5 separate regions of the Homo sapiens genome follow, and regions 2, 3, 4 and 5 are each linked to region 1. Evidence: chromatin contacts called from ENCODE Hi-C or POLR2A ChIA-PET data. All regions are on one chromosome and are shown on one strand. The core of a region is the stretch at or near the end of the contact, and the rest is flanking DNA. Distances in the headings are between cores, read along the strand shown.

Region 1 (2,562 bases), core at 28-2,527:
CGTTTAAATTGTTAAAAGAATTTTTTAGTGTGGGATGCTGTCTTCCTTGTTTCTCCTCTCTTGTTTACTCAACTCTTGTTTTCTGAAACTGTAGGGAGACCTGCTTGACCACTTTTTGTTTGCTGAGAAGGAAACTCCTGTAATAGGTTACTTTGTTTTACTTGCAGCCCTTAAGCGTCCCTGGCGCACATGTGCCCCGCGCTCTGTGGGCATTGTTTGGCTGGAGGCCTCTCAGCCACACGGAAAATCTAAAAAATGGTCTGTGAATGAACACGGGTGTCTACAGAGAAATTCCATTTTCCCTTTGTGCCTCTGTGTTTTAAGATTGAGACACTGAGTAAAAGTTGAGAACAGATTTAACAAAGTCCTCACAATTCTGTGCCAAAATTACTGTTTTGAGTTCTGGCTTTTTTTTTTTTTTCCTCTTTCTGGAAACTCCAAATTTAAAGTAGACATGATTTGAAACCTTACAGATGGGAACAATATCCCATGTAAGCACGTTGATCTGTGGGCAATTATTTCCAGAAGCACAACCAACTCTACATTTTTATGCATGTGTTAGACTTGGGCTCTGAGAGGCAGTTGCCTTTCTGAATATTTACATTGCCTAGTAAATTACACAAGGCAGATTTTTAGATGCTTAACAGCAGCTTCACAATAGTGTGGGGGCAGCAGAGTTGAGCTTGTATTTTTTTTTTCTAACTCTGTAATTTAGTAGTGTTTAAACTATTTTATAAAGATCCCTGGGACCAGTGAAAGATGGTTTTTCAGTCCAGAGCAGTTGAGCGCTCATTGTACTCCGGCAGGCGCTGGCGCTTGGCAGGCTGCACTTGAAATGTTATTTGATCTGGTTGCATGATAGAATTGACCAAGATTACACTTTTTCCCTCCCCGTGGCTGATGAAAGCAATGCATCTGCGAGAAGTGTTCAATAACATATTTAAAGACTTAACCCACATTCATTCACTCTAAGATTTCCAGAAAAAGGCCGTTTAGATTTTTGTCTTGTTTTGTGGTTTTTGCATTTATGAATTGAGGCAAGAGCTGACGTAATGTAGCTGTACCACTTCCTTTGTGTGTGTGTTTTTATAGCGTATAGGATATGTTACAATCTACATGGTTGTGATTATTTTTGAAATGCCTGAGAGAGGGAGGGAGGGAGTGTGTGCGTGTGTGTGTGTGTGTGTGTGTGTGTGTGTGTGTGTATTCCCCTCACCCCCATCCCGGTGCCTTCAGCTATATGGCAATTCATTTTTTACATTGTAGGTTAGGGGAGGGAAGACTGTGATGGTAAACCCCATCAACGTATCAGTAAGGCTCAGTGAATTGCCTGTGTGTGATGCAGACTAGCTTTTCATTTTAACTAGTGCAACTGTGTACAGCTGTTAGGTCAGAATGCATTGGCTGCTCCTACAGGGTAGTTTTATCTTACACTGAAGGTTTTATGGACTTGACTGGTTGTGTTTCTTAATCCCTCTCCCATGCCACCGTGCTTGCTTTTAAGCAAGTGATAGAACAAGACAAGCTTTTGTTTACTTATTTAATAGTTGACTTGTGAGAGATTTATTTTTGATTTTGAGGAAATTGGTAAACCATGTAACTTATTAGTAGGTATTATATTTACCATGCTTTTCCAAGGCCAAAGGGTTTTGCTTGCTATTGTGTAGGCTGAGAAGCCGATGGAGCCATCCATTTTATAATGACATAGGAAGCCAATATTTTGTGTAAAAATCAACAATGAAAAATGGGTTCTTTGTTAACTAGTCTAGGATTAGTTTGTAAAACTCAAGCAGAAATAAATGTTGGCATCATTGGAGATAAGGTGGCTAGAATGTTTCCCCCTTGTCTCTTACCTCTCGTTACATTGTACAAAAGGACTTGAGCAACCCATTGACCAACAGCAGTTTGGCCATGGGCTGGGTGGCACATAGAAGCTTTTAGACGTGTCTGCTCAGGGGCATGTGTGGCCAACTTGATATTTTATAGTGTTATTGTTTCAAGTTATTAGAAAGTATTTATGAGTAGATTTGAGTCTTTTCAGGCTTTTCAGGCTGTAACATAGATTGTAATGTGACTGACATGGGTTCTCAGTGGTCTGGTCTCTTTACTGTCTGCTTTCCTGTTGAGTAGATACTACTGTCCAGAGCTGTTATTATCTACTGCATTTATTTTTATTTTTATTTTTTTTGAGTTGGAGTCTCACTCTGTCACCCAGGCTGGAGTGCAATGGCATGGTCTCGGCTCACTGCAGCCTCCGTCTCCCGGGTTCAAGTGATTCTCCAGCCTCAGCCTCCTGAGTAGCTGGGACTACAAGCGTGTGCCACCACGCCTGGCTAATTTTTGTATTTTTAGTAGAGATGGGGTTTCACTATGTTGGCGAGGTTGGTCTCGAACTCCTGACCTTGTGATCCACTCGCCTCGGCCTCCCAAAGTGCTGGTATTACAGGCATGAGCCACTGCGCCTGGGCTATCCATTGCATTTTTAAAAAGGAGCAAAAGTCGTAGAAACAAACTTGATTGAAATCTGTTTATGACTAAAGCTGATATTATAAATGTGGTACC
Region 2 (2,562 bases), core at 44-2,543, 710 kb after region 1:
AGGCCACCACAGAATATGCGACTTTGACATAAAGATTATTTTGAGCTGAAGGCAATTGAGAATCAACAGATCCAGAAAGAGTTCTCTGCCCTCCCCCTTTTTGCCTAAAAGCAGGTCATAAATTTGATCACACCAGTGTACTCCAGCCTGCGTGACAGAGGAAGACCCTGTCTCTTAAAAAAGTAAATAAGTAAATAAAAGTATCTGTATTTCTATATACCAGCAACAATCAGAAAACAATTTAAAAAAGGAATTAACAATGAAAAAGAAAGGAAGGAAGGAGGGAAGGGAGGGAGGGAGGGAGGAAAGAAAGAAAAAGGAGAAAGAAGGAAAGAAGGAAGGAGGGAGGGAGGGAGGGAAGGAAGGAGAGAGAGAGAAAGAGAAAGGAAGAAAGAGAGAGAGAGAAAGAGAAAGAAAGAGAGAGAGAGAAAGAGAAAGAAAGAAAGAGAAAGAAGGAAAAGGAAAAAAAGAGAAAAAGAAAAGGAAAGGAAAGGGAGAGAGAGAAAGAAAAGGAAAGAGAGAAAAAGAAAGAAAGGGAGAGAGAAAGAAAGAAAAAGAAAGAAAAGAGAAAGAAAGAGAAGAGAGAAAGAAGAAAGAAAAAAAGACAGACCTAATAATACCAACAATAAATCCAAAAGATGTGTAAACGCTTAATGGGGAAATTACAAAACTTTATTGAAAAACATTAAAGTTGGCTTATGCGTGGGTCAACCATAGTGGCTCACGCCTGTAATCCCAGCACTTTGGGTGGCTGAGGCAAGTGGATCACTTGAGGCCAGGAATTCAAGACCAGCCTGGTCAACATGATGAAACCCCATCTCTATTAAAAATACAAAAGAATTAGCCAGGCATGGTGGCACATGCCTGTAATCCCAGTTACATGGGAGGCTGAGGTGGGATAATCGCTTGAACTCGGGAGGTGGAGGTTACAGTGAGCTGAGATCGCGCCATTGCACTCCAGTCTGGGAGACAGAGTGAGACTCTGTTTCAAAAAAAAAAAAAAACAAATCATATCAGCAGCAACAACAAAAACCCGATTCAAAACTGGGCAAAGTGCACACTTCAGTAGCACATATACTAAAAATGGAACAACACAGATTATTAGCATGGCCCCTGGAAAAAAAAATTTAATGGGCAAAGCACTTGAATAGACATATCTAAGATGTACAAATGGCCAATAAGCAGATGAAAAGATGCTCCACATCATTAGTCATTAGGAAAATGCAAACCAAAACCACAATGAGAATGACCATATGATTCAGCAATTCCACTTCTGCGTGTATACCCCAAAGAATCGAAAGCAGGGTCCGGAAGAGCTGTGGACACCATGTTAACAGCAGCATTATTCACAATAGCTAAGAGGTGGAAGTAACCCAAGAATCTATAAAGGGATGAAAGGATAAGCAAAATGTGGAACATACATACACTTAAATTTTATTCAGCCTTAAAAAGGAAGGAAATTATGGGCTAGGGGCAGTGGCTCACGCCTGTAATCCCAGCACTTTCAGAGGCCAAGGCGGGCGGATCATTTGATGTCAGGAGTTTGAGGCCAGCCTGAAGAACACAGCGAAACCCCGTCTGTACAAAAAATACAAAAATCAGCCTGGTGTGGTTGCGCGCGCCTGTGATCCCAGCTACTTGGGAGCTGAGGCAGGAGAATCGCTTGAACCTGGGAGGCGGAGGTTGCGGTGAGCCAAGATCACACCACCGCACTCTAGCCTGGGCAACAGAGCGAGACTCGGTCTCAAAAAAAAAAGGAAGGAAATTCTAACACATGCCACAACATGGACGTTGAGGATGATTTGCTAAGTAAAATAAGCCAGTCACAGAAAGACAAATACTATGTGATTCCACGGAGAGGAGGTACTGAGGGTACTCTCATTCACAGAGAGAGAAGGTGGAATGGTGGTTGCCAGGGGCTAGGGGTAGGGGGAAGGAAAGTTAGTGTTTACTGGATACAGAGTCTCAGTTTTACAAGATGAAAAAGAGTTCGGGAGATGGATGGTGCTGATGCTTGCACAACGGGATGAATGTATCTAATACCACCGAACCGTATACTTAAAATGGTTAGGATGGTACATTTCATGTTGTATGTATTTTACTGCAATAAAAAAATTTAATGGGGGAAATCCATTAATAGAGGAATGCCCAGGAGTTTGAGACCAGCCTGGACAACATAGTGAGACCCCATCTCTACAAAAAAATACAAAAAAATTAGCTGGGTGTGGTGGCATGTGCCTGCAGTGCCAGGTACCTGTAGTTCCAGCTACTGGGGGTGAAGGGGCGGGCAGCTGAGGTGAAAGAATGGCTTGAGCCCAGGAGGTGGAGGCTGCAGTGAGTCTTAATCGCACCATTATTCTCCAGCCTAGGTGACAGAACAAGACTCAGTCTCAAAAAAAAAAAAAAAAAGGTTAAATTACAGTGTGGTTATACTATAACATTCTGTTCAACCATTACATAAACAAAGTGGACTTGAACATGAGCAGATTTCTAAGACATACTGTTTCAAAAAATTCAATTTGCAAAACAATATACTCAATAGGATCCTATGTATTTTATTTT
Region 3 (2,562 bases), core at 42-2,541, 670 kb after region 1:
TTAGCTAGTGATCAGTGTCTAACTATCAGGCATTATTGCTGAAGTGCAAGCAGGGGCTCCAGGAGGCTAGAGGTCAGCGACAGGTCTCTGGGCTCTCCCAACAGAGGACCAGCCAGGGAATTTGTTCTAGTTAAAACTAGAGGGTTTCCGTCTGTTTGCTTTTTTTCTGACTTTAGTCACTCTTGGTTTGTTATCATTTGTATTATTTATTTTACGGTTAAACTATAAGCCTAAGTTGCATCACTGGCGCCCCGAGAAACCTCCTCCCACAGGCCCGCTGGGGCTTTGTCCTTGGGCATCCGTGGCCTCTCCAAAGCCAAAAGACGTCGGGGCCAGCTCAGGTCGCCTGAGTAAACACAAACCTGGGAAGCCGAGGGCCCCCTAAGTCAGTAGTGAGGGAGCTCCTCCTGGAAACCCACAGCGACCCTGAAGGGCTCAACCTCGAGCAGGACCTTTCCTCCATATTCCAACGCAGTCAGAGGAGCCCTGGGTTCCCCCCGCGTAGCCTCACCGCCCCACGCCGGCCCACTCTGTCCCCTCATCCTCCCTTGCTGTCCTACTCTGTCCCTCGCCATCCCTCACAGTCCCACACTGTCCCTCACCGCCCCTCACAGTACCTCACCGTCCACTGTCCCACACTGTCCCTTGACATCCTTCATTGTCCCTCACCGCCCCTCACAGTGCCTCACTGTCCACTGTCCCATACTGTCCCACACTGTCCCTTGCCATCCTTCACTGTCCGAGTCCCTCACAGTCCCAAAGTCCCTCACTGTCCCACAGTCCCTCACCGTCCCACACTGTCCCTCACTGTCCTACACAGTCCCTCACTGTCCCTCATCGTCCCGCACTGTCCCTCACCGTCCCACACCGTCTCTCATCGTCCCGCACTGTCCCACACAGTCGCTCACCGGTCCACACGGTCCCTCATCATCCCACACTATCCTTCACTGCCCCACACAGTCCCTAAGTGTCCCTCACTGTCCCTCCCACGCCGCAAGCCCAGTCGAGAGCGGCTCCCCTCTCCCCCTCCAGGGCTTCTTCGGCCCACACGGCCAGCGGCGGCCCGCGGAGAGGAAAAAACACACAATCTTGCCCGGAGCCTGAATTTATGGGAAATCCCGCGCGAAGCGCGATGTGCCCTCAGTTCGGGCAGGAACAGCGGCCGAGGCCCGGGTCGCCGCGGGCTTCTGAGGAAAGCTCGGCGTTGAGAGGCTCCCAGGGCTGCCGCACGGCTCAGGCAGAGGAGCGGAGCTGCGGCCGCGGTCAGCCCGGAGACGCCTCTCCGGGAGACAAAGCCGGCTCCCTGCAGCGCCGCGATACGCCACGGTGGGCCCGGCGCAACGCCTCGGCCACGGCATCGCCCCTTTAAGCGGCGCGCGCCCTGATTGGCTGCGGGAGGAGGCGGGGCGGGACGCGGCGACCTCACGGCCCGGCGGCCTATGCTATATATAGAGGCGGCGGCGGCAGCCGCGGCGACGGCGGTCCGGTGCGAGGCAGAGTGCTAGCGGGAGCGCGAGCCAGCAAGAGGCGCCTGCGCGATGTCCGGGCCCCTGAGCCCGCGGCGCTGAGCCAGCCGGGACGGACATGCGCGGGAGGGCGCCGCGGGGCAGCCGCCGCTCCTCCGGGGTAAGGGGCCTGGCGCGCTGAGGGGGTGGGGAGGGCCACGCAGCGCTCCGTTCCCTCAGGGGGCCCCGCGCCGGGCGCCGGGATCCAGGCGGCTCCCCGACGCGAGGGCGGGGGCGTGGAGGGCGCGGGGAGGGTCGCCGCGACGCGGAGTCTCTGGGATGGAGGGAGAGGCCGGCCGGTCGCTCGCGGGCTTCTCCCCATTGAGGTGTGGAGAGCGGGACCCTCCCCGGCGGCGCAGCCCGGGCCTGGGGACGCCGCGAAGTGCCGGCGCCCGCCGCCTTCTCCACGCCGGCTGTGGTCGTCGCGCGGCCCCTCGGCTGGCCGGGGCCATGCACCCGAGCGCCCGGGATACGTCCCCGCAGCACCGGGACCGCAGGAGCGGACGGGGGTTCGGGAGCGGCGAGCATGAAGGTCCTCGTCCCGCAGCCTGCGCTCGCGGGGTTGCCCGGCGGGGATGAGCGTCTTCGGGCCTGGGGGCTTGTTTGATTTTTTTTTTATTTGTAAAAAGGGGGTTGCGTTGTCTTGTTCACACCGTGTACCCGTAAATCCTGTCTTGAAAGCTGGGGTGGGAGGCTCGGCGATTGCTTGCGGTGGTTGGTACCGGTTCTCTGGCGGTCAGCCCCGCTCCCTCTGCCTAATCTCACAGCGACGATGGTAATGCCGAAATCAGTATTTAAAAATTCGTCTAAGCTGTTCTGAACTCTTCCTTCTCTCCTAGAAACGTGATTCTTTGCTCTGAGTGTCTTAAGTACGGCTTTGAATGGAATCGGACTGCAAAATTATGTGTTCAAGACGTGAATGCTTATTGGGAATTTTGTGTGTGTATTTATATGTATATCATAGCCCTGTACAAATTAGATGACTCTTTAACCGTGAATGGTGCTGTATTAGTGCTTGCTAAGTCTTTATTAGGATTTCATCATTGCTTGAAAGAAA
Region 4 (2,562 bases), core at 39-2,538, 620 kb after region 1:
AAGAAGCTGACGGTGTCCTCAGGATGAAATAGAGAGGGAAAGAAATGCTATTCATTCCACAAACATTCCAACCCCAGGAAGGCCCTCCTCCTGCATCTAGCCACGGTAATATCCCAATTATTCTCCAGAACAGCAACCAGGCTGGTTGGCCTCCTCTCCGACCTCATATTCTGTCAAACTAACACCCAGCTCTGTTCTAGTCATTCTACCAACCTGCCATTCTTTCCCCTTCTGTTCTGAGTTTTCAAATTCTTCCTTGCGGCCCAGAACAAATGACTCATAGATGGGGAGTGTGTCACCGCCAACTGCCCCTCTCTATTTAAAAACAGAGCTCAAGTTCTACCTTTTCAACAACACCTTCCCCAATTCAGTGATGTCAGCAAATGCTTACCAGGCAGTATTATGTGTGCTGTGTCCTGTGTGGAGCCTGAATGTACTAGAATAGAGAGGAGATCAAAAGATAAAAATAACATGGCCTCTGGCGTCAAGGTATTTCCAGTCCAGCAGAACGATTTTCTTTTTTAAAATAATAAAACAAAGTAAAGCTCTAGGCTGATAAAGACACAGGCTAATGTTACAGTACAAGCTGAGGCAAAAAGTAATGTGTACTTTCTCTGAAACTGCATTTTATTTGTACTCCTGTGATTTTATGATTCTCCTACAGTAATCTATATCCACAGCTGATTTGGAAACTTCCGGAGGGCAGGAACTGTATTTTACCTGTCTCTAGTGAAGCTTCAGGAATAAGCCTTAGAGAGGAAGAAAGCTACAGCAGAGAGCCCAGGGAGAGAGGCCAGAGGTCATCCTACCATGATCCTACCACGGAACCAGTTTTTCTAAAGGCAGTTCCCCTCATCCTTATCACAAAAAAGCAGCAAATCATAACGAAGCCGCAAATTAACCAGAACCTTTCTTCTTCAAGGAATGAATCATTTACACACCAAAGGATATGAAGTGGAGTTTTGTCCAATGACATATTCAATTGCCTTGGTCTCCTAGAACTCTAATTTGATGTTGAGATTAAATACATCTTCCAAGATCCTTGAGTGGCAATTGAGAAATACAATTTAAGAAAAATGAATAAAAGTATCTACCTCTAAACCCCACCTTTTCTAGCCCATTAAGGTGATGGTGATTTCAGGTCAAGAGCAAGGCCGTCGAGGTGAAGCTAAAAAGACGTGGCTGGGCTGCAGGGCCGCAGGGCTGTGGTGTCTAGCCAGCTGTTACAGTAGGTGGTTCACGGACAGCTGTGAGTCACACTGACTGAAGTGGCAGCTCTTGACCAGTACTGTAGGCGCTAAGATCCGGTATTTGCTCTTAGACCGTGGGAGCAAAGACTAACAAGGAAAATACAACAGAACAGCTGGGAAATAAATTCCCTTCTGGCCTGCACAAAAAGGGCCCCTGCCAAGTCATTTTCCATCCTGGAGCCAGGGGAGGTCTAGGAAGGATATGTGCTTTTCTGTCCTTCAAATCCTTTGGCCTTCCCTCCAGTCTCACTTATCACTTCCCACCCCCTCCCCCAACCCCTGCTAAAAATGATACTAGGCTTTGACTCTGTTTCGTAACACAAAGCTTGACAAAAATATATGAGTGGACAAGCAACTTTTAAAACGTCATTTTAGCATATTTTTCTTTTTTCTTTTTTGAGACGGAGTCTTGCTCTATCGCCCAGGCTAGAGTGCAATGGCACGATCTCGGCTCACTGCAACCTCCGCCTTCCCTCGTGCAGAGGGAAGGGGTTCCGAGTGGATCTCCCAGTTCGTGGTGAGATGCAGTTGGTTTTATAGATGAACTTGAGAAGGTGGTGTCTGATTTACACAGGGCACAAAGGATTGGTGGGACCAGGTGAGCCATTCACATAGCATGCAAAGAAGCTGGCCACCCCACCCTAATCTCTCTTTTTTTTTTTTTTTTTTGAGACAGAGTCTTGCTCTGTCACCCAGGCTGGAATTCAGTGGCATGATCTTGGCTCACTGCAACCTCTGCCTCCCAGGTTCAAGTGATTCTTCTGCCTCAGCCTCCCGAGTTGCTGGGATTACAGGCATGCACCACCATGCCCAGCTAATTCTGTATTTTTAGTAGAGACAGAGTTTCACCATTTTGGCCAGGCTGGTCTCGAACTCCTGAACTCAGGTAATCCACCCGCTTCAGCCTCCCAAACTACTGAGATTATAGGTATGAGCCACCACGCCCAGCCCCTAGTCTCTTATCATGCAGGTGGGGTCTCTATCTGGCCAGCACCATGTAGCCTGCTTCTTTACTACACACGTGGCAACAAAGGAAAGGGGAGAGAGCCTCTGTGTTGAACATACCTGGCTTCCAGGAAGCCCTTTTCTATTGGCACAGCTGCTGGCATTTACCTATGCAAGCTTCCAGCTTGCTTGTCTATGTTTGCAGCTTGATTTTTCAGGCTGCTTTGTATTAGAAAAGAAATTATTTGTGGGCTGCTTTTTATTAAAAGGACTGAGGACTCTCTTACCCTCACTATCTGCCTAAGTAATTTCTTTTTAACACCTGTATCAATCTCTCTATCTCCTTATCCAGATTCAGGAAAGGTGA
Region 5 (2,562 bases), core at 37-2,536, 550 kb after region 1:
AGGCCAAGGCCAAGTGTTACAAGATTTGCCTTTTCCACTGAAGTGCAGAACGCTTTCCTGGTGGTTGTTTTGGGTGGCGGGGGGAGGGTGTTGAGAGGGTCAGGGGATCAGAATTTCCTGGTCCTTTTAACTATAAAAGATCTATAATGTTGTACATGTCTCTCTGCTTCTAGTTCAGCTAGCGTCATGCGAAATGGGGCTTTCTGCGTGACTGCACAAAAACCAGCAAGTCCAAACAGGAGGTGTCTTCCCAAGAGGTAGGCAGGTTGTGTGAGCAGGAGGGCCACCGTGAGAGGTGAATCCAGCTGGGCTTCTGGGTCAGGTGGGGGGACTTGGATAACTTTTCTGTCTAGCTAAAGGATTGTAAACACACCAATCAGAGCTCTGCGTCTGGCTAAAGGTTTGTAAACACACCAATCAGCACTCTGTAAAAACGCACCAGTCAGCGCTCTGTGTCTAGCTAAAGGTTTGTAAATGCACCAATCAGCACTCAGTAAAAACGGACCAATCAGCACTCTGTAAAATGGACCAATCAGTGCTCTGAAAAGTGGACCAATCAGCAGGATGTGGGTGGGACCAAATAAGGGAATAAAAGCTGGCCACCTGAGCCAGCAGCGGTAATCTCCGCCAGTCGTCTTCTAACTGTGGAAGTTTTGTTCTTTTGTTCTTAGCAATAAATTTTACTGCTGCTCAGTCTTTGGGTTTGTGCTACCTTTGTGAGATTAACAGTCACCATGAAGGTCTGCAGCTTCAGTCCTGAAGCCAGCAAGACCACGAATCCACCAGGAGGAACAGAGAACTCCACACACACCACCTTTAAGAGTTGTAACACTCACTGCAAAGGTCTGTGGCTTCACTCATGAAGTCAGTGAGACCACAAACCTACCAGAAGGAAGAAACTCTGAACACATCTCAACATCTGAAGGAACAAACTTCAGACACACCATCTTTAGAACTGTACCACTCACTGTGAGGGTCCGCGGCTTCATTTTTGAAGTCAGCGAGACCAAGAACCAACCAGAAGGAACCAATTCTGGGCACAACTGGGCTCCCGGTTTGTGGACAGCCATGTCATCTCCTCCTTTGGGGTAGTGTCCCCAACATGATGATCCATGCCCCTGATTTGGCCTGACGCAGGGCAGTAATTGTGCACTAGTAGCGGGGTCAGGTATATCAATTAACCGACATCAATGCGAGTCCTAGAGCCAGCTCTGGTGTTTACTAGCCATGTACCCATGAGCAAACCATTGACGTTTGTCGGAGCCTCTTCAACTGTAAAAAAGAGACTCCCTGACTTCAAAGTCCCCTCAATTCTAACGTGTGGTTTCATGGTTTCCTTTGCTAATGTACGAAAAAGAACAAGATGATTATATCTTAAAGTTATAAAATCTATCATAATAAGCACACTACTTATGCAGTGATCTTTGAAAGCAGCCCTTTTTTTTTTTTTTTGAGATGGAGTCTTGCTCTGTCGCCCAGGCTGGAGTGCAGTGGGGTGATCTCGGCTCACTGCAACCTCCACCTTCCGAGTTCAAGTGATTCTCCTGCCTCAGCCTCCAGAGTAGCTGGAGTTAAAGGCACGTGCCACCATGCCTGGCTAATTTTTTTGTATTTTCAGTAGAAACGGGGTCTCACCATGTTGGCCAGGCTGGTCTCGAACACCTGATCTCAAGCCATCCTCCTTCCTTGGCCTCCCAAAATGCTTGGATTACAGGCATAAGCCACCACGCCTAGTCGGAAAGCAGCCCTTTAAGGGAAAAATGAACAAGTCAGGAGTATAGAAGCAGACAAAACACATCTGGCGCAGCCCTGACTCAGCTTTAAAGTTGAGGGGCAAATAGATATTCCTAAAATGAAACCGTAAGCACTGATCCTGAAGAAAGATATCTGCGTCCTCCAATCTGTGTGCAGCACAGAACCATCCTGATGAGCTACAATGTAGCAGCATCAGGCCTTCTTGGGTTTTTAAAACCTGGATTGATACGAAATGGTAATGTGTAGAACTTCTAGTGACAGCCCAGTCGGGCTCATCACCCATTATGCTATTTCTCCATGAGGAATAAAAACTAGCCAAACGCAGTGGCTCACACCTATAATCCCAGCACTTTAGGAGGCCAAGGCAGGAGGATGGATCGCTTGAGCTCAGGAGTTCAAAACCAGCTGGGCAGCATGGTGAAACCCCATCCCTACAAAAAAATACAAAAATTAGCCGGGTGTTGTGGTGGGTGCTACTCAGGCGTGTGAGGTGGAAAGATCGCTTGAGCCTGGGAGGCAGAGATTGCAGTGAGAGGAGATTGTGCCACTGCACTCCAGCCTGGGGGACAGAAAGAGACCCTGTCTCTGAAACAAACAACAGCAACAAACTGGGACAAATTCATCTCAGAGTTGGCCTGTCTCTCCCGGAAAACAGGTCTGTTTTCTTTCCGTAGACAATGTGCCCTATGTAACTCATCCCTCCTTTGATCAGCTCCTCAGAGAATTCAGAATAAAGGTCTGTTTTCACCTCAGTACTTTCACCTAACAAGTTCCTGACTTAAATTGCACTTGTCACTTCATTCTTAT

Evidence for each region. A loop is a pair of places that touch in the nucleus more often than their neighbours do. ChIA-PET counts read pairs that join two places held with the same protein, here RNA polymerase II (POLR2A). Pooled maps may share reads with other maps.
Region 2: a pooled map shows a loop between it and region 1 (3-fold over the local background). The contact joins two enhancer-like sites. A Hi-C loop is called at or near these places in 3 of 50 pooled maps. POLR2A ChIA-PET finds 5 or more read pairs at or near these places in 2 of 52 experiments (T-cell and WTC11).
Region 3: a loop to region 1 is called in a map of heart right ventricle, with 2.0 times the contacts of the local background. The contact joins the promoter of ERRFI1-DT here to the enhancer-like site in region 1. A Hi-C loop is called at or near these places in 2 of 168 maps with a recorded cell type or tissue (heart right ventricle and posterior cingulate gyrus) and 11 of 50 pooled maps.
Region 4: POLR2A ChIA-PET joins it to region 1 with 10 read pairs in Panc1. The contact joins two enhancer-like sites. POLR2A ChIA-PET finds 5 or more read pairs at or near these places in 2 of 52 experiments (MCF 10A and Panc1).
Region 5: a loop to region 1 is called in a map of naive thymus-derived CD4-positive, alpha-beta T cell, with 6 times the contacts of the local background. The contact joins two enhancer-like sites. A Hi-C loop is called at or near these places in 1 of 168 maps with a recorded cell type or tissue (naive thymus-derived CD4-positive, alpha-beta T cell) and 6 of 50 pooled maps. POLR2A ChIA-PET finds 5 or more read pairs at or near these places in 1 of 52 experiments (GM12878).

The regions. Positions count from the first base shown.
Region 1 is chr1:8,699,931-8,702,492 of GRCh38, reverse strand. The region is part of intron 1 of RERE (arginine-glutamic acid dipeptide repeats); the gene reads left to right. Among named protein-coding and RNA genes, the nearest start is that of RERE, 120 kb to the left of the region's middle. RefSeq lists a silencer at 1,175-1,274. Within about 2 kb of position 1,277, at least 29 of the 41 ENCODE cell types and tissues checked have a DNase peak (open chromatin) inside an H3K27ac peak, as active enhancers do; they include Panc1 and heart right ventricle, where a contact is called at or near this core.
Region 2 is chr1:7,992,967-7,995,528 of GRCh38, reverse strand. No RefSeq gene overlaps it. Among named protein-coding and RNA genes, the nearest start is that of ERRFI1, 32 kb to the left of the region's middle. Within about 2 kb of position 1,293, at least 3 of the 41 ENCODE cell types and tissues checked have a DNase peak (open chromatin) inside an H3K27ac peak, as active enhancers do.
Region 3 is chr1:8,025,222-8,027,783 of GRCh38, reverse strand. It overlaps ERRFI1-DT (ERRFI1 divergent transcript), which reads right to left and starts at 1,291. Exons shown (of 3, transcript NR_185980.1): 1 at 363-1,291. It overlaps ERRFI1 (ERBB receptor feedback inhibitor 1), which reads left to right and starts at 1,475. Exons shown (of 4, transcript NM_018948.4): 1 at 1,475-1,626. RefSeq lists silencers at 1,390-1,439, 1,560-1,659.
Region 4 is chr1:8,076,102-8,078,663 of GRCh38, reverse strand. All of the region lies in intron 2 of ERRFI1-DT (ERRFI1 divergent transcript), which reads right to left. Among named protein-coding and RNA genes, the nearest start is that of ERRFI1-DT, 51 kb to the right of the region's middle. Within about 2 kb of position 1,288, at least 28 of the 41 ENCODE cell types and tissues checked have a DNase peak (open chromatin) inside an H3K27ac peak, as active enhancers do; they include Panc1, where a contact is called at or near this core.
Region 5 is chr1:8,151,540-8,154,101 of GRCh38, reverse strand. No RefSeq gene overlaps it. Among named protein-coding and RNA genes, the nearest start is that of LINC01714, 56 kb to the left of the region's middle. Within about 2 kb of position 1,286, at least 3 of the 41 ENCODE cell types and tissues checked have a DNase peak (open chromatin) inside an H3K27ac peak, as active enhancers do.